Regions from separate parts of the Homo sapiens genome. Here region 1 is linked to region 2. A link is a loop called in an ENCODE intact Hi-C map of the cell type or tissue named here. Cell type or tissue: breast epithelium. All regions are shown on one strand. Links, peaks and the distances in the headings refer to the core of each region. The heading gives the core; the rest is flanking DNA.

Evidence for each region. A loop is a pair of places that touch in the nucleus more often than their neighbours do. Peaks named below come from ENCODE experiments on the same cell type or tissue, not always from the same donor. Only the 100,000 strongest peaks of a DNase experiment are listed, where the experiment ranks them.
Region 1: it touches region 2 in a loop (18-fold over the local background); 1 of 110 quality-filtered maps calls a loop at or near these places.

Annotation. Positions count from the first base shown.
Region 1 is chr11:14,074,670-14,086,761 of GRCh38, reverse strand. It overlaps SPON1 (spondin 1), which reads right to left. Exons shown (of 16, transcript NM_006108.4): 4 at 11,344-11,417; 5 at 6,741-6,863. Among named protein-coding and RNA genes, the nearest start is that of SPON1, 120 kb to the right of the region's middle. In breast epithelium, for the core only: no CTCF peak of the experiment used is centred there; no DNase peak of the experiment used is centred there; H3K27ac peaks cover 1,643 bases.
Region 2 is chr11:14,012,872-14,024,963 of GRCh38, reverse strand. The region is part of intron 2 of SPON1 (spondin 1); the gene reads right to left. Among named protein-coding and RNA genes, the nearest start is that of SPON1, 56 kb to the right of the region's middle. RefSeq lists an enhancer at 2,772-3,279. In breast epithelium, for the core only: no CTCF peak of the experiment used is centred there; no DNase peak of the experiment used is centred there.

The sequences.
Region 1 (12,092 bases), core at 3,937-7,936, 62 kb before region 2:
CACAGCTGAATTCTGCCAGAGGTACAAAGAGGAGTTGGTACCATTCCTTCTGAAACTATTCCAAACAACAGAAAAAGACGAACTCCTCCCCAACTCATTTTCTGAGGCCAGCATCATCCCAATTCCAAAACCTGACAGAGACACAACAAAAAAAGAAAATTTTAGGTCAATATCCCTGATGAACATTGATGTGAAAATCCTCAATAAAATACCGGCAAACCAAATCCAGCAGCACATCAAAAAGCTTATCCACCATGATCAAGTCGGCTTCATACCTGGGATGCAAGGCTGGTTCAACATATGCAAATCAATAAATGTAATCCATCCCATAAACAGAACCAATGACAAAAACCACATGATTATCTCAATAGATGCAGAAAAAGCCTTCAGTAAAATTCAACACTGCTTCATGCTAAAAACTCTCAGTAAATTATGTATTGATAGAACATATCTCAAAATAATAAGAGCTATTTATGACAGACCCATAACCAATATCATATTGAATGGGCAAAAGCTGGAAGCATTTCCCTTGAAAACCAGCACAAGACAAGGATGCCCCCTCTCACCACTCCCATTTAACATACTATTGGAAGTTCTGACCAGGGCAATCAGGCAAGAGAAAGAAATAAAGCATACTCAAATAGGAAGAAAGGAGGTCAAATTGTCTCTGTTTGCAGATGACATGATTGTATATTTAGAAAACCCCATCATCTCAGCTTAAAATCTCAAGCTGATAAGCAACTTCAGCAAAGTCTCAGGATACAAAATCAATGTGCAAAAATCACAAACATTCCTATACACCAATAATAGGCAAGCAGAGAGCCAAATCATGAGTGAACTCCCGTTCACAATTGCTACAAAGAGAATAAAATACCTAGGAATACAACTTACAAGGGACATGAATGACCTCTTCAAGGAGAACTACAAACCACTGCTCAAGGAAATAAGAGAGAACACAAACAAATGGAAAAAAATTCCATGCTCATGGATAGGAAGAATTAATATTGTGAAAATGGCCATACTGCCCAAAGTAATTTATAGATTCAATGTTATTCCCATCAAGCTACCATTGAGTTTCTTCACAGAACTAGAAAAAACTACTTTAAATTTCGTATGGAACTAAAAAAGAGCCTGTATAGCCAAGACAATCCTAAGCAAAAAGAACAAAGCTGGAGGCATCATGCTACCTGACTTCAAATTATACTACAAGCCTACAGTAACCAAAGCAGCATGGTACTGGTACCAAAACAGATATATAGATCAATGGAACAGAACAGAGGCCTCAGAAATAACACCACACATCTACAACCCTCTAATCTTTGACAAATCTGACAAAAAAAAAGCAGTGGGGAAAGGATTCTCTATTTAATCAATGGTGCTGGGAAAACTGCCTAGCCATATGCATAAAACAGAAACTGGACCCTTCCTTATATCTTATACAAAAGTTAACTCAAGATGGATTATTAAAGACTTAAATGTAAAACCTAAAAGCATAAAAACCCTAGAAGAAAATCTAGGCAATATCATTCAGGACATAAGCATGGGCAAAGACTTCATGACTACAACACCAAAAGCAATTGCAACAAAAGCCAAAATTGACAAATGGGATCTTACTAAACTAAAGAGCTTCATCACAGCAAAAGAAACTAGCATCACAGCGAACAGGCAACCTACAGAGTGGGAGAAAATTTTTGCAATCTATCCATCTGACAAAGGGCTAATTTCCAGAATTACAAAGAACTCAAACAAATTTACAAGAAAAAAACAACCCCATCAAAAAGTGGGTGAAGGATATGAACAGACATTTCTCAAAAGAAGACATTTATGTGGCCAACAAACATATGAAAAAAAGCTCATCATCACTGGTCATTAGGGAAATGCAAATCAAAACCACAATGAGATACCATCTCATGCCAGTTAGAATAGTGATCATTAAAAAGTCAAGAAACAACAGGTGCTGGAGAGGATGTGGAGAAATAGGAATGCTTTCACACTGTTGGTGGGAGTGTAAATTAGTTCAACCATTGTGGAACACAGTGTGGCAATTCCTCAAGGATCTAGAACCAGAAATGCCATTCGACCTAGTGATCCTATTACTGGGTATATACCCAAAGGATTATAAATCATGCTACTATAAAGACACATGCATATTTATGCTTATTGCAGCACTGTTTACAACAGCAAAGACTTGGAACCAACCCAAATGCCCATCAGTGATAGACTGGATAAAGAAAATGCATCACATATACACCATGGAATACTATGCAGCCATAAAAAAGAATGAGTTCATGTCCTTTGCAGGGACATGGATGAAGCTGGAAACCATCATCCTCAACAAACTAACACAGGAACAGAAAACCAAACACAGCATGTTCTCACTCGTAAGTGGGAGTTGAACAATGAGAACACATGGACACAGGGAGGGGAACATCACACACCTGGTCCTGTCGGGGAGTGCAGGGCAAGGGGAGGGAGAGCATTAGGACAAATAACCTAATGCATGTGGGACGTAAAACCTAGATAATGGGTTGATAGGTGCGGCAAAACCACCATGGCACATGTATACCTACGTAACAAACCTGCACATTCTGCACACATATCCCAGAACTTAAAGTTAAAAAAAAAAAGAATGTCCTTGAAAAAACAATAAAAATGATTAATTTCATTAGATCTCTGCCTTTGAGTAAACATATTTTTATTTTTTCTGTGTGACTAATTGGGAACTACGCAGAAGCACTTCTGCTATATACTGAAGTACTGTGATTGTCTTGAATAAAAGCACTTATGCGACTCTTTGAGGTGCAAGCTGGACTAGCCGCTTTTTATGTTCATAAAACATCATTTTCACTTGAAAGGACAAATGACAGACAAATTATGGTTATTCAGACTTGGGAATTTGGCCTACATTTTCTAAAAAATAAAGTGATCCTGTCACTTCAAGGAAAACAACTGACAGTATTTGTTGCCAATGATAAAATTCAAGCTTTCAAGCAAAACCCAGAATTTTAGAAAACTTGTGTTCATTATTATGAACTTGATAGCTTTCCAATATTAAATACTTTTCTGATGAGATTGGTAGTGATATTAATGGATATGGCTTTTCATATTGTTTAATGAACTGTGTCAACACTTGCACAATCTGCATAACTCAGTAAACCAATATTTTCCAAATGATCAACGTAAGATGTTACAAAACCATGCATTTGTAAAAGATCCATTCAAAGTAGAAGGTAAAGCAATGACTTTTAATGTAAGAGTACAAGTTCATTGATATAGTTTCAAATTCCACATTGTAATTAACCTTTAAAAAAACAATTTGCAGAGTTCTGGTGTAGGATCAAAGATTATCCATAATTATCAGAAAAGGTTATTAAAATACTCTTCCCTTTTCCAATTACATAGCCATATGAGACAGAATTTTCTCCGCATACTTCAACCAAAAAATAGATTTTTTGAACCTATTTGAATCTATTTTGAATCTAAGTTGAATGCAAAAGCAAAGGCAAATGGGAATCCAGGTGTATTCTATTAAGCCAGATAGAAAAGACAGTTGCAAAAACGTAAAACATTGATCCTCTTTTCACATTTCTTTTGTTTTGAATATAGGTATTTTCATAAAATATGTTCTTTATATTAACCTGGAACAAGTTTATTATTTTTAATTTACTAGGTTTATTTTAAAAATAAATAATATTTTTCAATTTCTCTGTTTTAGTTTTTGATACATGGAAGATTGATGGCTATAACCCATATAAACCACTTATGTTGGGATCCTCAAAGATTTTTTAAGCATACAAAAGCGGTCCTAAGATTTAAAAGCTTAAGAACCACTGTCCTAAGATCACTGTAGAGAAAGCAGTGTTTTGGATGACTAATAAAGGACAGGGGGGCTTGGCAATTGTCAGTTTGCACTATTGTGGGAAGCTTCTCTGGGCATGATGATAGAGAATGGTTATCAAGACAGTATCATCTTTGCAGTGGCAAAAAGAAATTCATCTATTACTTAAGACTGATAGAAATAACTTTTGAGAACATTAAATTTTCAAGATCCCGATTAGATCCTCCCCATGTCCTTTTAAACGGCTCCAGTCTCCCTGAGTGTTCACTCCTTTTCCTCCATGGAAGGTTTGACTCACACTCTCCTCCATACTGCCCATCATAATTAGCTGAAGGCTAGACATCTGCCTCCCAGGTCATAATGAGTGTGACTCGGAGTTCAACAATCAGTACACAGTGCTTGGGAAGACAACAGGCACTAAGAATCAAAGATAAGCACGTCATCACGTTTGTCCTGGAGGACTTCTTGGTCTAGTGGGAAAGAAAGACTTTTAAAAAAATAACTACAGTATGCTATGTTAAGTGCTATTCTGTACAAGTGACCAAATTTTTCCAACCAAAAATTAGGACACAATCTGACAATTGTCTATAAGACATCATGTCAAAAATGGAACAATCCTAGAAGATCTGGAACACACGTCTGCTATATTTACTAAGAAACTCTCAACAACTCCACAGAAACTCTGTATAGATTTGTACTTGATTTGGCCCAAAGACCCAGAAACAATTTTTTTTTTTCACCTCCTCCCTAAATTCTGGGAAATGACAGTGGCAGAATAGGAAAGGTCAAGAAGCTTCTTAGGATCACAAAAGATGAGTAACGGGCCCCTAACATTTTATTTCCTCTGGTTAGTGGATAGGAGAGGCTGGAGGAAATTTTTCCATCGTGCTTGTTCCAAATGTTTTCTTTCCCCCAGGCAGAGAGTCCAAGTTTCTTCGCACAGGTCTCCCACACAGCTGATGCAGATCAGGCTGAATCTCAGAGTCAGAAGAATGAACTAGAAAGAGGCTTCTAAGATCCCAAGCCTTGATTGCATGTGGGTAACATTAAACAATAGAGCTCTTGATTTGTCAACAAATGTCGAAGTCCCCTCTGGGTGGGCTGCGTGGGGATCATGGAGGTTCTGATCTGGTCTGAGTCTTCTTAAGTCCAATCATGTGCCCTTTTCTCCCCCTTTCCTTTGGGACCTGAGCCAAATCCCTCTTTTTAATCTCTCTCTCCCATTCCTACTGTTCTTCCTGAACTGCGGTAACTCCAAAGTAAAATGCACAAGAACAAAACAGACAATGAACAGAAAAAAACAGGCTCAGTGCCACACATGGACATCCTGCCACCCACAGAGAGAATGGGCAACACGCAACCCAAACAAAAGGCAGGCATAGGAGACTGAAAAACCCCTTTGGATCTTGGATCCATTACTTACATCTCAATGTGGGCAAATCATGACATCTCTCTCCTCCCCAGTAAACTTATCCACAAAAACACATTACTTTGAGGATTAAACACTATAACATATGTAGAAATGCTTGGTTCACAGTAAGTCCACTTTTCTTATAGTCTTCACCTCTTTCTGCATGACTATTTGGTTAGTGTCTGTCTCTCCACTAGCCGCTGAGTGGCTTGAGAATATGGGATGCATCTTTTTTTTGTTCAGTATTATAACTCTAGAGCTGAGCACAGTGCCTGGCACATGTTAGGCGTTTGTTGAGACAATTATATGATAAAGTGGAATTAGTAGGATCTACTTAAAAAATAGTAAGTTTGGGGTCTCCTGACAACTCTCATGGCTTTGTATTGGCTATCTTGATAACAATGTTATGAAAAGATTTTTTTTTTTTTTGAGTCAGAGTCTTGCTCTGCTGCCCAGGCTGGAGTGTAGTGGTGTGGTCATGGCTCACTGCAGCCTTGAACTCCTGGGCTTAAGATCCTCCTGCCTTAGCCTCTTGAGTAGCTAGGACTACAGGCAAGACTACAGGACTACAGGCATGTGCCACCATGCCCAGCTAATTTTAGAATTTTGCTATGTTGCCTAGGCAGGTCTCTAACTCCTGGCCTCAAAGGATCCTCCCACATCAGCCTCCCAAAGCACTGGGAGTACAGGCTTGAGCCACCATGCTTGGCCCCTCATGAAGGGATTTCAAGGTGGCATCTGAAGTCAGTAAAAAAAAGGCATGCTGACTAATTACTAACACCTATGATAGCAGAGTATTTGTTGACCTTGACCTATAGAGTCAAGAGCAGGTCCCTTTTGCCGCTATTTCCAGCAGGTCTGTCATGGAATTCATGGACAGGGTCATTGCAGGGGGATTGAGGTTACCAAATGCCTCACCTGAATATAAGCAGCATGACTTTGGGAATATTTTTAAAAATCACAGATAAGAAAGCACAATGCTGGGGCTGGGCACAGTGGCTCACACCTGTAATCCCAGCACTTCGGGAGGCCAAGGTGGGTGGAGCACCTGAGGTCAGGTGTTCAAGACCAGCCCAGGCAACATGGCAAAACCCCATCTCTACTAAAAATACAAAAATTAGCTGGGCATGGTGGCCCATACCTGTAATCCCAGCTACTCAGGAGGCTGAGGCAGGAGAACTGCTTGAACCCGGGAGGCGGAGGTTGCAGTGAGCCGAGATTGTGCCACTGCACTCCAGCCTCGGCAACAGAGCGAGACTCCATCTCAAAAAAAAAAAGAAAAAAAATAGCACAATGCTATGCAAAGAAGCTGAAAGCATACCCATATAATGTCTGCCTGTCTTGATTAATATACATACTTGGATTGTGCATTTCATGAACCAGCCAATACTAGGGAGCAGATCTGACATGCTGCAGCTAGTGTGCCCTATAACCAGACAGAACTTTGACAATGTGCTTTTCCCCAAACCACAGAGTAGCCACTCTACTCACGAGGGTAATCCTTTGGGTGTGTCTTCTCGGACCAATTCCCATAAAATGTGAGTCTGTACTTGGCAGTTCCGCAGGCACAGCAGTCTAAGATGGGTTTGTCAGTCACCCCATCAAATGTGGAATCTGAAACAGTCAGAAAAGTCACCAAGTTAGAAAGTAAACGTGGGTTGTATATAAGGTGGTGCTATCATGGTCTCATTTTATCCTTAACCCTTAGGAAAAGAAGATGCAGCTTTCATTAGTTAATAAGACTTAGAGCCAGATCAGTACTTGGGCAATAAAGGATTTTGTATGCCTCTAAGTATGGTAATATTTTGAAAAAAAAAAAGAGAGCTTTTTCCCTAATAAATTGAGAAGATCTGTGGGAGCAATAACCCATAGGCTATTCGAGAATATTTAAGATGGGGGCTATGTTGAAAAATCAGGGGTAAAATTCACTCAATCATCCTTTCCGGATCCTGGTCTCCTTCCCCACCCCTCCCACAACAGGATTTCTCTAACAAATTTTAGGAGGAATACACATGTGTGCTTTCTCTAGGAAATATTCTCTGGGACCAAAATGACAGGACCAGAAGGAATGACTTTGAAGCAGAGCAGTGAAAATAAATGGAGAGAGATAAAGAATTACTGAAGGGAGAAAAAAAAGAGGCATGCATATATAATCACGTCACTTCTTATCATGCTTTCAGAGACTTCACTGGGAGGAGTAGGGGGTGGAAATGTGTTCATAAGCTCAGGTTTACTGTACTTCTGGGTATAGAAGTAGCCAGGAAAAACTTAAGATTCCCTCTCGGCCCTCATTTTTAGCTGTGAATAGCTGATAAGTGGGGAAAGAGAGATTACATGAATAAATTCAGTATTTCCGATTGTCAAACCCACATCTCTAGCTGCACGTTGTTGCTTTTAGTCTGTTCTGCTTCCTGCAAGATGAAAACAATGACTACAGATGTAACTTGCTTCAGTTGCTTTTTTTCACTTCCTCTAGTAGTATTAACATAATTTTTTTTTCTTTGCAGTTGGACATTTATTCTTAAATATTATACAAAGAGTAGTGGCAAAGAATGTTAAAATCATTGTGAGTGTTAGGAAGAGCATTTTACAAGACTTCCTTTTGGAATTTACTGGGTTGATTTGGTTTAAATATATAAAATCCATGATGGATAGAAGTGAATTCTAGGTTCTAGGGTGGAGATGAAAGGATGAGACATCATAATAATAACTACAAAATACTGAGTCCTTTTATTTGCTGATTTCTTTCCATATATTGTCTCGTTTAATCCTAACAATGCTAGGAGGTAAGTACTTTTGCTATCCCCATTTTACAGGTCAGTAAATTGAAGCAGATTAGGTAACCTGTTCAAGGTCACAGGGTTAGTGAACAGGGCAGGCAGAACTGGAGGCCAGGTCTTTTTGGGTCCAGGACTCATACCCTTAATCTCTGCACTACATTACTCCAGGAAAGACCTCATCTGGATAGGTCTGCATAGATAGGAAAGAGAGAAAACTTTTTTATTGTTTCTGTATTGCTTTTTTCAATGAAGAAAGATGCGCTAAAAAAAAAATTGCCTCCCTACATAGCTCTACGATTTCTAAATCAGAGATACATGCTGAGGTTTCAATTGTAGCTACTAGGGGCTATTAAATGAGGCAGCAATAGTCTCTACAAAAACCAAAAGAAGGCCAACTGGTAGCTTTGCCTTATCAAAAGGGCTTTCGGATATAGGTGGTAAACTTAACGATATTTCTGAGGGTTCAAAGGAATGCATAATAAACCTTTTGGATTTTCAAAGGAAAATAAGCTTCCATTTGAAAAATACATTTTTAAGCTCCCATTTGAAAAATAAATTTTTCAGTTTGAAAATAAAAACAGACATACTGTTTTCCTACTAAGGAAAAGCCTATTGAAAATGAATCAGGCTTTCAAAGGGCAGTGATAAGAATCGTCCACTTACTCCTCTTCTAACCACAGCAGGCAGGGTCTGCCAACCATGGGTAATTTCAGGCTATGGAGCATCTCCAGAGCCGCCCTCTCTCCCCATTTCTACTTGAAATCCACTGACTTCCTTTGCAACTCTCTTCCTGTATTCTTTGTTCCTCTTCCCTTTTTCTTCCTTTTCTCATTATCCTGTTTCTGTTGACATTTTTCTCTTTTTTCTGCGTTTCCCTTCCTTTTTCCTTTTTTTTTTGTCTCTTTCATTTAATTGCTTGTGACATGGTATTAAAGTATGTGTATGCAGGGCCGGGCACGGTAGCTCATGCCTGTAATTCCAGCACTTTAGGAGGCAGAGATGAGCGGATCACTTGAGGTCAGGAGTTCGAGACCAGCCTGGCCAACATGGCAAATCTCTATTTAGATCTTACTTGTGAGACAGAGATCTTTTCATATTTAGTAGAGATGAAACCCCATCTCTACTAAAAATACAAAAATGGGCATGGTGGTGTGTTCCTGTAATCCCAACTACTCGGGAGGCTGAGGCAGGAGAATCGCCTGAACCCGGGGGTTGGAGGTTGCAGTGAGCCGAGATCGTGCCACTGCATTCCAGCCTGGGTGACAGAGTGAAACTCTGTCTCAAAAAAACTAAAAAAAAAAAAATAAAGTATGTGTATGCATATGTTTGTTATAGGTCACTTTTTTGAATATTTTGTTTCTCTGTTCTTAATTGGAAGTAACCTATTGTTTATCTTGCTTTTTAAAACTATTGTTTGCCTTTGCTTTTCATCTGTGCAGCTCTAGGTCTTCTCCCCAGGCACTGTGGTGTGGTTTTGTCAGTTTGACTGTCGGAGGACAGCCTTATTTTCAGGAGCTGAGGGTTCTTAGGAGATACTTCACTGACACCCTCATGTACTGCCATCAATCATTAACTAATGTGCACTTCCCAAAGTCTCAATCCTGATGTTATGTGAAGACTTGTCTAAGGCATTTACAAGAGGTGTCTTGGAAATGTGTGATCCAAAACACCCACAAGTCCACCACAGCACCTGGATCTCATCACATGAAGATACAGCAGGGATGGGATTGTCATTGAGGAACCAAGAGCTTAATAAGTGGAGATGCTCCCTGTGTAGAGAAAGGCTGAGTGAACTTGCAGGCAGTTGAACACAAAAAAGAAAAGCCTCAGAAGACACGTGTGGTGGTGTCCATGTGGAAGCTGGCCAGGGTTCTCTGGACTGCAGATTCCAGCTCTCCAGCCCCTCTGGGAGGTATGATCCTAATGCAAGGTATCCAACTCTCTCTCTCCTTTGCTATTGCCATGTTCTCTAAACAATTCCAAACAGGGGACCTAGTTTCTGCTCAGCTCATCTACAGGAGGACAATGCATTGATCTGTCAAAGGCAATGATAAGAACTACTGAACTGGGAAGCAGTTGCTTTGCTAGAAAGCAATGGTTAAGGGCATTGGCTCCTGACTTCAAACCCAGCCTTCCACCATGAGTATATGATGCTAAGAAAGCTATTTAAATTTTTTGTGTCAGGCCCCTCATCCATAAAATAAAAATATAATAATAATCTTTACCATATAGGGCTGCTGTGCAGATTATAAAATTAATGCATATGAAGTGCTTAAAATAGTTATTGGCACGTAGCAAAGCACCCCAAACATATTACCTATTATTATTGTTTTCCCCGAAGACCTTTATCAACCTTTCTTTTTCTTAGTAGCTTATACTTTGCTATAGTTGGAGAGGATTATTTCTTCTCCAAACACTAATTGCTCTAAATGCAAATAAAAATTCTGCAAAATTAAATAGAAATGAGATTGTTATGCTGTATAAATATAGAGCATTTTTTATTTTTATTTAGTTATCCAATAACTTTTAAAAACATTCCGATGTTTAAGGTCAATTTTTTTTGCAGTAGATTAATGAATAAGCTTTCAGATATAGATAACAAGAGCTATCTATTCTATAGACAGCATTTACTATGTGTCAAGGAGGTACTGTACTATTTTATCTATTTAAGTCACATGGCTAGAAGGGGCAGAGGCAGATCCGAACCTGGGCCTGATCTAAACTCAGGTCTCTGCTTTATCCCCCGAGTCTAGTTAGCCTCCATGAGCTTTGTTACAATACCTTCAACCTAAGGAGAGAAGGTTGATAAGTTTGCAAATCTAAGGACTAGATCCTTGAATGTGGTGATATCACAAGGTCAACACCCCCTTGGCATCCCCATCCCCTGCTGGGCTTCTCTGGAGAAAATCCTCCCATATTGTCTGGGTGCCACACAAGATCTTGCTGGTGATTTTTTTCCAAAGAACCATTACAGACTTTTTAAAGGTACACAATTGTGCATTCCTTAATTAAGTCCTGTGAATTATTCCAAGGAACCTCTTCAGAATAATCACTGTTTCACAAAAATAAGAAGACGACACCAATATAAGGTACATTATCTTCTACCCAGGGAATCAAGCTGAGTAATTAGAGCTTAAGGCGGATCCAATTACCCACAGCACACAGCCAGATTAAAAATCGGAGCTACGTGAGGAAGCAGAACCCAGAGGAACTCACGAAGCCCAGGGGCCTTAATTCTTGCAGCAGGAGGATCGTGCAGGAGGAGCTGCCTTCCATGTCTCTGCCCCTCCCCCTCCCCACCCACAGGGTCTTACCTTGTTCACAAAGTTTCTTGGTCAGAGAGCCCTCATCTTGAAAATAAATAATGCGTTTTTGTACGATGCTGGCCCTGTGAAGAAAGAAGACCCAAGCACAGTGGTGAGGAGGGCAGGAAGGCAGGTTTGGGAGATCAGTCAGACATAGTCCCTGCTTGGCTTTGTGGCTTTGAGTGAGTCACCCCAACTCTCTCTGTCTTCATGAGAAAATTAACATAACAGCAATACCTGCTTTATGGGGTTGTGGTGAGAACTAAGTCAGAAAATGTATGTCAAGAGATTAACACATACCTAGAAACCACTCCACTCAATATTAGTTACTAAATTGTTTTTGGTGGTAAGGTTATTGTGAAGGTAAGAAAGTGAACTAACAGTATTTTAATAACTTTTCTCAATGGTTTATTTTACTCTACTTTTCATGTTAAACTATTGAGGCCATTTATAGATCAGCCAAATTCAAATCACAGAAGCATGTCAGATCCTCTTTGTGAAGGGGAAAAAGGAATTTAAAAATATATTTTGATTTGTTCTGAAAATGTCATTCTATATCTTTCCTGAAAGTCTAGACAAAACTGTCTCCTACATTCTGAACAAAGACAACTTCAGCTGTTATATCTCCCTCTTAAACATGTCAAATGCAGGATCTTAGAATTTGGAAAAAATATTTTGAGGCTGAAAAATGACTTACTTTTGGCCAGCACATATTTTCGCTTTAATTTGGGATTGCACAGACATGCTTCTTTTATTTT
Region 2 (12,092 bases), core at 3,984-7,983:
AGGAATTCAGATGATATGGCCTCCAGATTCTTTTCAGTTCTAATCATAGCAGACTGCCCTGATATACCTATATTGTCACTTGAAGGATGCAACTCCAGCTGTTATGCCAGCACCTTCCACACACACCAATGTCCTCACATTTCTCAGTGATGCGGAAGTAGGGCAGGGAAGCCCTGGGTAGAGAAGAGTGGGGTCCCTGGCAGGGGCTCCACCCTTGGGCCTGTGCCCATGGACCTAAGAGAGAACAGGCACTCTTGTTTTTGTGCCCAAATGTTGCATTTTCCAAGACCACTCTGGCCAGCCATGCCCCCCATCCTGTGCCCATATAAACCCGAGACCTTAGCAGGCACACACACAAGCGGCTAGACATCGGAGGAGCAGAGGACCACACCAGCAGACACTGGCAGACCAGCGATGGTGGAACAATGCGGACTCTGAGGGGAGTTCAGCCAGGGGCCATCAGAGGACAGTCTGCCACTGGGTAGCCTGACTCCAGGGGAAGACCACCTTCCCACTCCATCCCTCTTCTGGCCCCCCATCCATCTTGCTGAGCGCCACCTCCACCACTCAACAGAACCTTGCACCAAGCCCACCTGTGATCAAATTTTTCTGGTACACTGGGCAAGAACTCAGGATACAGAAAGCCCTCTGCTCTTGCGATAAGGCAGAGGGTCTACTTGAGCTGATTAACACAAGCCACCTGCAGATGGCAAAGCAGAAAGAGCACACTGTAACACACACCCACTGGGGCTTCAAGAGTCGTAAGCACTCACCCCAAGATACTGCCGTGGGGTTGAAGCCCAAAAGTGCTCCCCATGACCTCTGCACCTGTCCATCTGCATTCTCCCTTTAGGGGTTTGAGTACTAGGGCACTGAAGCAGCCAAGCCATACCACTGTCACATGCCTTGTGAGGGAGATAAGGTCCCCAAATTGCTCCTTCCAGTCTTTTTTTTTTTTCTTTGAGATGGAGTCTCGCACTGTCACCGAGGCTGGAGTGCAGTGGCCCAATCTTGGCTCACTCCAACCTCGGCCTCCCGGGTTCAAGTGATTCTCCTGCCTCAGCCTCCCAAGTAGCTGGGATTACAGGCGCCCACCACTACGCCCAGCTAATTTTTGTTTTCTTAGTAGAGATGGGGTTTCACCATGTTGGTCAGGCCGGTCTTGCACTCTTGACCTCATGATCTGCCCACCTCAGCCTCCCAAAGTGCTGGGATTACAGGCGTGAGCCACCGCACCTGGCCCAGTCTTTTTTCCATACTGCTCTTCCCTCCTTTCCTGCTTCCTGCTTCTATTATTTCTTCCTTTCGCAAGTGTTCCCAGTTGGCAGGCTGTGATCTGCAAAAGCTGACCTCCATCTCCCAGTCAGCCCACCTCCAAAGAACAAATCCATAGCTGAGAAAATGTGGTTATTAATTTATCATCTCCCTATATCCAATTCCAGAGAAAAACATCACTTTGTTGATATAGTTGTAGCACGAAGAGAGGGAACTTGTGTTGTTAATTATCTACTACACACTTGGCACTTCATTTATGTTATTTCATTTAAGCCTCACCTTTGACTGCCTGTCAGTTTTACCTTCACAGTATTTCTCTCCAGCACCCTAAAGCACCCAAACTCAATAAACCACTGCAACAACCTTCTAACTTATCTCTCTGCTTCCATACTTAGCCCCTACAATCCAATCTTCCCACAGAAGCCAGAGCGCACATTTAAAATAATAAATCATGTCACTTCCCTGTTTAAAGACTTCCAGTGGCTTTCCATTACACTTAAAATCCAAACTTTATAATGCCAGCTTGCAATTCCCCACCTAATCTGGTCCCTGCCAACTTCTCAGGCATCATCTCCTGCCACCATTTGTCTCACCCACCGAGCTCCAGTTCCTTAAACAAGCAGAGCTCCCTCCACCTCAGAGCCTTGGATGGTTCCCTTTGGCTGTCGTCATCCTACATGATCCCGCCCACAAACCTTAAGGAGTTAGGAAGGAAAAGAGGGAGGAACAAATTTAGATATGCCTGAGGCTTCCGTGGCAGCTGGTTTTCCAGTTGAACCTACATGAACCTGCTTTTAACCCTACTCCTCACCTTTGTCTTCTCAGCGTGCAGGTGGTTGCAGCAACTCAAAGCGTTCTTTGGATAAAGTCGAATGTATGGGCAAAATGTGGGTAAAGAACCCAAAACATTGCCTTCTCTTCCCTATGAAAAGGTTTCAGTAATTCATTGCTTGATTTTTTAGATGAACAGGGAAGAAAAGCTTAACTTTGAGGGAAAGAAGCTAAAGTTTATTGAGCTATGCAGCAGCCCTTTTAACATGATTTGGTTGAATCAGCTGAACAATCCACTGAAACAGGTTTTATAATCCCCATTTTATAGAGGAGGAAACAGATTCAGAGGATTTCAGCAATTTCCTGAGGACCACACGACTGTACTAATGAACAGAGCCAATATTCCACCCGGTCATATTTAGATCCCAAATCTCAAGCTCTCTTCTGCCATATCATCTTGCTTTGCTAAGTGTATCCTTTCTTCCCAGCAAAACAACCTCAGAGTAAACATCAATGTATGAGTAAGTAATGACTAAGATATAAAAGTGAGAACAGATTATTTGCCAGAAGCACATTCGAATCCTCCATTTACCTGTGCTAATTGTAATATGTTAACAACAGGCTGCTCTTAAAGATTCATTAAACTGAATCCCCTGAGGACCTGTACTTGGGAGCTCAGCTGGCTGATATTCTGAATTCCTAAATGCACTTAAAAATAACCAAATGTCTTTTCTCCCAAAGCATTTAATAGTATAGAATAGTAACCAATTCATAACGACCCTCTGCTCAATTATTGCTTTTTTTGGCTTTTTCTTTTATTCTTCCAAACGGTAAGGTCAAACTTCAACAGCATCACCTGCTGAGTCCCTCACTGGGCTCTCTTTCTGGATGTGTGTTGCCAGGAGAACAATTCTGCTTTCAACAATAAAAACAACAATCAATGCTTGCACAAAAGACTTAAGGACAATGGGAAATGTGGGTGAGTTAATTACATCCCTGGTCCCTTTGTTCTTTACAAATAAAGAGCAAGAGCGATGGGTGATCAGTGAACTTTAGAGACGCAAGCCATTGAATTGTGCTTAAGAGAACTGGGTTTCTTAGGAGTCAAATGAATGGACATCCTCTGAAAACAACTTCGTGTGTATCAGAAATCTACAATGTTCAGTCCTTGGAAGAAGGAGCCAGCACTAGAGCAGGAATTGGGAAACACAGGGCAGGGTCGTCTCAGGTCTTGTAGGAACTTGGAGAACTCCTCCTTCCAGGGCCTTGGGTTTTCTGAAGTTGAAATGACTCAATGGCACCAAAATGCCCTGCAATTCTAAAATGTGATTTGGCTCTCAGATTCAGCCTGTTTGGGAAGTGCTGAACAAAACCAGGGACTGGATCCTGGTGCTTTGGGGCTTGTTTTCCCTCTTCTTCCTCAGGTTTTGCAACCTGAGCTGTTTCAGAAGCTGAGGCATTCATACTGAAGACCAATATACAACCCTCAGCCCTGACTTCTGCTTCATTTCTGCAGCCTTGTCCCTGAGGTCTACCCGGGGACTTGTTGGTGCAGAACTACTGCATCTTTGAACTCTTGGCCTATGGAATTTCCTTCTAAACACAACTTACTATTTTTTCATACACTCATTCAACACATATTTATCATCTGCTTGTAATATGCCAGATATTATGATATACTGTGGTGAACAAAACAGAAATGGTAGCTTCCCTCCTGTGGCTTATAATTGGCCAGGTGAATAAGACATTAAATGCCTTGTTTTAAAGGTAAAAAATACAAATAGGTATAAAGTAGAAAGTGAATTGTGCCCAGGATTTTACCTCCCAGATAAAACCACCTGTTGGATCATTATATCGTGATATTCTGTAACCTCATTTCTTTCTCTTAACATCTTATAAACAATCTTTTAAACATACATGTAAATCTGCCAAATCTTTTTAAATTACTGCATAATAATCTGTGCCAGAAATATTCAGTGTATTTCACTTATATCTGCATCCTTATTCCTCACTATAGCTCTATGAGTTAGTATTATAATTATCCCATTTTACAGCTAAAGAAACTGAGTCCCAGAAATGTTCACAGAGAGCTGAGGTCACACAGCTGGTAAATGGCAGAACCAGAATTTAAACCCTGGCTGTGGGACTCCAGAACTTCAGTTCTTTTCTACTGTTCCTGGTATTCCACTGCCAAGATGTACTACCATTTATTATAATTAATCCTATATGATGGGCTTTCAGATCAGATCAATCACCCCTCTTTTTTTGTTTTGCTATAACAAACAAGGCTGCAATCAACATCCTCGTACTTACATCAGCCTCCACTTGTCTAAATTGGCCAGTTGAATTAATTCCTAGAAGTGAAATTTCAGAGTTAAAGGGTATGAGCATTTTAAATTTTGGCACACAGTGCCAAACTAATACAAATTTTGGATTAATTTGCACGCCTACCAACTGCATATGATAGAGATCACCATTCTCTTCTTAACCCTTGGCATCACTGAATCTGCACTGGCAATGGTCACTCTGACCTCCTCACTGCCAACTCTGACAGCTTTTTACAGCCTCATTCTGCTCAAAGCTCTGCCAGATGTACCCCTGTAGACTTGCCTCTCCCCCAGCTCTTCCCTTTGGGGTGCTTCTCTGGATTTCTTCTCCTATTTCCTTGGCATTTGAAATCTCTTCCCTGGCCCCTGTTCCCTATAAGACCTATGAATGTCATGGAGTCCTGGGTTCTCCTCTTGTCCTCTTCTCTAAATGTCCTCCCTCCCTAGAGTGGTGCACATTCTTAATTACTGGCCCAACAGCCATTCCCTCCTTCTCTTTTGCTAAAAGACCCTATTTGTTTAGGATTTACAGTGTCCAACCCCAGAGATTGAATCATGACTGGTCTAAACCAATTATGGCTATCCTGTTCCTTTCCTTGAGTTTCAGGTGACCATGTGACCTGCTTTTGGCTAATGAGAGGTACAGAAACATCAGCCAGGAGGCTTCTGGGATTTTCCTCTCTGACAAAAGGGGTAGTGGCCTATGAGGAGAGTGTTTTCCCCCACTATCCTCCTTCTCTCCTATTTAGAACACTGTTGGTGAGGGTGACATGCTTTGAGCTAGTGTGGCCAATTTATGAACCGGAGGAGCTAGCACAGCCATTTTATGGAATAGAAGAGAAAGGCTGAGTGAATCACAGAGCTACTAGTCCAGGGACCTGATGTCACTGAGCTGCTAAAAGAATGTGGAAGCCATTTATCTCCAAACTCCTTGCTAAACAATAAAAGAACCCATGATAAAAGCCATGATTGGATTTTCTGTTTCTTATAGCCAAATACCTCCTAAGAGATACATAATGATCATACATAATGATCATATATAATACTCTACCTTGATGGTGTCAACCCAGGTCCTTGAGTCTCAGAACTATATAATGATAATAATTAATAACAATAAGTTATCAAGTGCCTGTTATGATCTAGAACCTAAATTATATATATAATCATATACAATTTTATATACATTGTATATTTATATAATTATACACATTATAAAATTACGTATAATATATAATTAATATACATAATTTTATGTAAAATTTAAATATCACAACTACTCTATAAGGTTAAGTGCCATTATTCCCATCTTATTAGTGAGAAAACTGAACTGAGGCACAGAGGGATTAAGTAACTTACCCATGGTCATAAGTCTCCTAAGTGGCTGAGCTAGGATTCAAACCGGGGCAGTCTGGTCTCAGACTCCATACATCCAAATACTATGGATGACTAAAGGAACCTTGAATTGTACAGGTCCCAAATGGAGCTCATCAGCCTTCTCCCTCATAAATAGGCTCCTCATTCAAACTCTGTCTTGGTCAAGGCAGAAACTTGGGACTCTCTTTGGACTTGTACTTCTCTTTTCTACCCCATGTCCAACTGGTCACCACATACTGACAATTCTACCTTCTAAACATATTCTGAACTATTCTGCGATGCCTGGCTTGCAGTAAATGCTTACAAGTGCTGGCTGCTATTACCAGGCTCTTCATGACTAAGCTGCTGCTTCTTTTCAAATCTTTCAACCATCCTAAAACCTCCAGCCCACTGAACTTGCCTGGTCTACTGGCTCTTGTTGTACCGTTGGAGCCTTTGTATAGACTGCCTTTACTGCATTGAATGCCCTGTGCTACACTCTCCCTAATTAATTCTTCTACAATGTAGCCCATGTGTCAGGCCCACTAGGAGGCTTTTTCTGACTTCTCAACCTCCACAAATTGTTCTCCCAGCATGCTCTGCAGATCTCTGTCTCTGGCCTTATCATACTGCAGTTTAGTCATTTGTTTACTTATCTTTTCTCATCCATGTCAACTCCACATTCCCAAACCAAGTTATAACCTCCTCAGGAGAAGGATACAATATTTCAAACTCAATCCAGCCCCTTCCTTCAGCCCCTGCCCCTCCGTTGGTCTCTCAGTTACTGGCATCATTAAACTAGAAATTTCCATGTCATTTCTAAACTGAACAAGCCAATTTCTACCTCTGAAATGTTGTTTGAATCTATCCTTGCCTCTTCATTCCTAAGTGACTACCTGGATGCCTTAAGATCTCAGGCTTGATAGTTATGACAGAGTAGATCCTATTTCCATTTGGGACCTACTAAGGGCTTCCTGCAGAGTTGAGAGGTGAAGCTCATTGTCTGAAAGGTGGTCAAATTTGAACAAAGGCCGTCTAGCTACTTGTAAATGGATTATATCCATGTATTGAAATATATCTTACATTTTCTACCCACAAATTCGCAACAAGACCCAAAGACTCTAAATAGTACCTTGTTCCATGGTTATTTCATAAGAAAAGTGAGCTAAAGAATTGTTCAGTAGCTCCAGCAAAGTCTTCTTAAAACCAAGTATAGTATAAGTTAATTAATCAGGCAAGTGATCAATAAAATACAAGAAATGCAGCATTAAATAATACTGAGCTGCTCATTCCAAATAGTCCGACTCATTAGTTTGATCAATACATTACAAAGATGTAACAAGTGTAAAAACACAAGGGGCCTAAAAATACTTAGTTGATGTATTGCATCCATTATCAGAATGCACATATTTTTCAAGACACTTAGGTAGTCCCAGCAAATCCAACAATTAACTTTTGAAATAGCCAAATAGTAAGCAGAGTTTTGGTGAAGGTCTTCTATTCAAGCGTCCAATTTTGCAAATATTTGGAAAGACAGTGTGCCCAATGAAATATGCCTGAACTAGGGCTCAAATGGCCCTGCTACTTTAGGCAAGGTGGCCTTAGGCAAGTTGTTCAACCTCTAACTTTTCATCTGTAAAATTTGGGTAAGAATCCAGTTCTGTCTCCATCACAAGGCTGTCACAGAGCTCAAATGACAGGATGAATATGAACACAGTTTAAGCACTACTAAGTTCTCTAAGAATAAAAGCTGCATTTTGCAAAAAAGTCAGTCCATCTCTAAGGCAGGCACACGAGAAGAGAAGCTTTATTCATAGATTACTAAAAAACTAAGCTAATTTTAAAATTCTTTAAAGCATAGTCTGAAAACAATGATGTAATTAAAACAAAACATTTTGACACTGATTTTTTTTTAAATTAAAGAGCTGGGGATCTTTAGAATATGAGCCTAACTCTTTTTATTTGTGACCTCCATGGCTTTCAACTCAATGACAATGCTTAAAGAAACAATGACATTATTTTGGGGTCCTGAACCAGTTATACCTGGTCATTTGTTCAACCTCAACTTGAAAAGTGGTTTGTAATATTTTCCCTAATACCTCTGGAGAGTAAAATTAAATTTCTCACCAACATAGGAAAATGCAGCATATGCCAGGAAGGTCATTGCCAATGAAAATGGGCCTGACACCAGCCCTGGAACATACAAAAGTTTCCCTTACACCGTAGCAATCTCTGGGCACCTGAAAAGAGGCCCTAAAGGCTGCTTTGCAAAGTTAGAGTGCCCTGTGCCCATCCTGGTAGCAAAAGTCTGCTGATCTGCTGTCAGCTACTGTGCAACACATGGAGGTCTTACTGGCCACATGCAGTGCCCAGCACTTAGTAGGTGATCAGGAAGCGTTGCCTGAATTGAAATGAAAAAAATGGCACATTATCTTCTGCAATGTGAAACCAATAGTGTGAGTCAACAGCCAGCTTCTTGACTTTCCCAATTTTAGTCTCCAAAACACTACTAAAATTATCATTTTAAAATTCCATTTTTAAAGTATTAATTTTAGATTAAACCAGATATGAGCTATCCTAAATTCTTTTTGAACAAGATTGGGTATATATTTCTTTTTTTAATGTGAGTATAAAAATATAACAGAAAAAAAACCCTTACTCTGAGAACTTGTTTTAAAGTACCCAATTGCAATAAACGAATAGTATGTTCAGTTGACTGCTAATCAAATTTAGAAAACAATAATCAATGCTATAGTTACATGGGTCCAAATAAATTATTTTGATATAAATGTATACTTAGATGGATATACTTCTGCCTTCTTGCTGACCCATAGAAAGCACATCAGTCTTCACCTGACAGATGTTTCACCAGTTAAACTTTCTCACACGTTTGCACAAGTAAAAATGTAAAGATCATAGAATTGGTTTTGTAAGCCACTTAGCCTCTTGGCAGTTCAGTTAAATGGATTGAGTTAAATGAGATCACATGTGTAAAGTGCGTAGCACTTAGTACATGCTCCCACAAATAGTAAACACTGAGAAAGGAAGGAAAGAAAGGAGGGTATACCCAAAAAGAAAGGAAGTTCCTGAGGCACCACCAGCAGGGAATCTAGGAAGAGGGAACTGCCATCAGAGCTTCTTCCCCTTTTCTTCCTTTCCCTTCCCAGCAAATGAATATAAAAGAATTAATCCCAAGATTGGATGACTCCAGAGAATAAGTCATCAACTATCCTGCCCTCTGCGGCCATCTGCACTGAACCATGAGAAGAAAAGGCAGTACTTGACACTTCAGAGATCCCTCCTAGAATCCGTGGCAACATGAACTTACCCCAGCCTGCTATGAGCCGGTCAGATAAGGCAGGTAAAGTCAAAGGTGACCTAGAGCCTGGATATTGTCCCTGAGACCCTGAGCCTCTGACACACTGCATTCAGGCAGCATGACTCACTCCATTCCTAACAAGGACATCGCCAAACAGCCAACATAAATATACAATGACTTACCTCCAATAGTTTCTTGTTCTTTGGTAATGGAAACACAAAAGCTTTGTTACTGAGTTTAAATTTACCCATAGTTAACAAGTGTCAATCAACCACATCTTTGACATATCAATTCAGAAATTATCAGAAACCTTAAGCATGTTTATGTTTCTGGGAAACCATCTTAATAAACTAATTTAAAATGTAAGTAAAGCATTCCTTGTGGCTATGGTCTGAATGTCCCCTAAAATTCATATGTTGAAAAGTAATAATCAATGTGATACTATTAAGAGGTGGAGGCTTTAGGAGGTGATTAAGTCATGAGGGCAGAGCCCTCATAAATGGGATTAGTGACCTTATAAAGGTCTTAAGAGATGAAACTGCTTATATTATCCCTTCTACCACCTGAGGACACAGTGCTTGTCCCCTCCAGAGCATGCAACAAGGCACCATTTGGAAGCAGAAAACAGTCCTCACCAGACACTAAACTTGCTGGCACCTAGATCTTGTACTTCTCAGCTTCCAGACTGTGAGAAATACATTTCTATTCTTTATAAATAACCCAATCTGTGGTATTTTGTTATAGCAGCATGAATGGACTATGACACTGGTCATACAGGTTATTCTGAGCATTTACACTCATAAGAAACAAGAAATAAGCTTTGAGCCAAACCTCAATGGGGAGAGGTTAAGTAGACTATGTTGTGCCCATTAAAAATGAGGCCTGCCCACAATTCTGTTAAGATTTTCTCCATAGACAGACAAGTGTGTGTGTGTACGTGCACAGACATACACAAAGACACATTTGTTTACAATAGAAGAAGGGTAAAAATCTATAAGGCCAGTAATAGTAACATCTATACAATGAGACATTTAAAATTTCATGTACCTCTGTATCTTTGTATTATAGCATGCATGTACTATTTTTATAATTAAATTAATACTTTAAAAAAGTATTTAAAAAGGCCACAGTCACAAATCTGCATGAGAAGAGGCAGGCCTCTGACCTGGTCCCTTGGAAATGCTTCCTGTGTTTTGTGTCCTTTAGTTTACAGTTGAAGATATGGCAGGTGCTCCTCCATTTAATACCAAAGATATTGGATGAAGGCGCAAATGCCCGACAGTAGGATTCTATGCCATCTCTCATGCACAGTGACGCCCCACTCAGTTTATTGTTGTTCACCACTGCCATGGACATAGCACCAGACCTTTCTCCTCCCAAACTCCAGATAGTCTCCACCACTTGATCAGAATTGACACATAAGATGAAACCTGCCATAGTTCCTTGAATCCAGGATGCCATTGCGTATAAGAGGTATCAATGATGCACTAACAGTTTATCTGGAAAAGGAATCCTACATTTCATGTACATATCAATTGTAAGATGCATTCTGACTTGTAAAATGCTACAATGTTAAAAATGGGCATTTTTGAATCTGTGGAATGCTGTGGTCACCCTCCTTGGTCTATGACAACCCCTCCTTTCCCTTCCCACCGATGGCCTTCCATGCCTGCTACCATCTCACTTGCTGTTAAGAAGCTACAGCACAGACATAAGGCACCAGGCTGCACCCACCTTGTCCACGTAGCTGCAAGATGAAGATCTAGGAGCCAGAAGTCACTGGCAGCCTCAGGTAAGCCAAGGCAGTTTGGGCTGGGCCAGAGACGGGAGTATGTGGGTCCTTCACACAGAGCTTCTCCCCCAGCATTAACTTCCAATTTGATGACAGTCAGAAGCTTCAGAAGAACCAGGCTTCTCTGATTACTATGTTTAATACTCCCCTTTCCCTAAAATCCACGATAATGGAAACAGGCTTTGACTTTCTTTTTCCCCGCTACAAAACACCCAAGGAAGAAACACCCTACAGGTTTGGGAAATCATTGCTGTATGGGCTTGAGCAAGAAGTAAATAACCTCTCTGAGTCTCTTCCTTCATCTCTAAAATGTTCATAACACTTTTCCTAGATTGCTTGTGAAGATTAGAGGTCAAGGAGACAGGGCACCCAGTCTAGAGCCTGGTATACAGCAGGTGCTCAGTAAATCTAGTGAGCCAGATTTCCTCTAGTTGGTAAACTGATTGCTCAATTGGCAATGTATACAATATTAGCAATATGACCTGAGAGAAAGACAAGCAACTTTCAAAACTACATTTAAGTTGTATGTACCCCAGAAGATCCTACTCAATAGGCAGGCAACACAGTCAATGGGACTTCAGGCAATTGCAGCCACAAACCCATTGGTGAGTTAGAGAATTGGGGGAAATAAGCTCCTTAACTCCCTCCTCCTTTCTTTTATTCCCCAAACAGAATGGCCAAGTTTATTAATTGACAGTTTTACTCAGAGAATGGCTCTAAAATGACTATAATTCTTTACTAATAGAGTAGATTTTTTTATTCCAAAACCTGACCAAATGGAAGTGGAGTAGAGTAGGTTTAGATTTCACAGTCTCTATGTTCCCCATGCCCACCTTTACTGATGAAACAGACAAGGCCGAGCAGAGAGAGTTTAAAGGATAAAAAGCAGAAAGACGATCTATTCAATAATCCACATAATCAGCCTAAGAATTAGCAGAAGTTGTTAGCATGGGGCTTCTGGGACTGCCTGGATCTCTATTCCCAGCTGGCATCTTATTCTGAAGGAGAAGCAACATCCTAGGTTCAGGCTGAAGCAAAGTGATTTAGTAACATGTGTGAAATTACATTTAGAAGATGAGGTTGCCGTTAGAAACAGACTCACAGGGAAAGAATGTAAGAAATATCAGAGTACAGTCATCAGGGACCGTTTTGTGTAGGGACCAGCAACACCTCTTCAGTAAGGCAGAATATGTAAATAGGAACATTTAATATTTAATAATGAAGGAAAAGGGCAAAAAATGTAGCCATCCTTTTG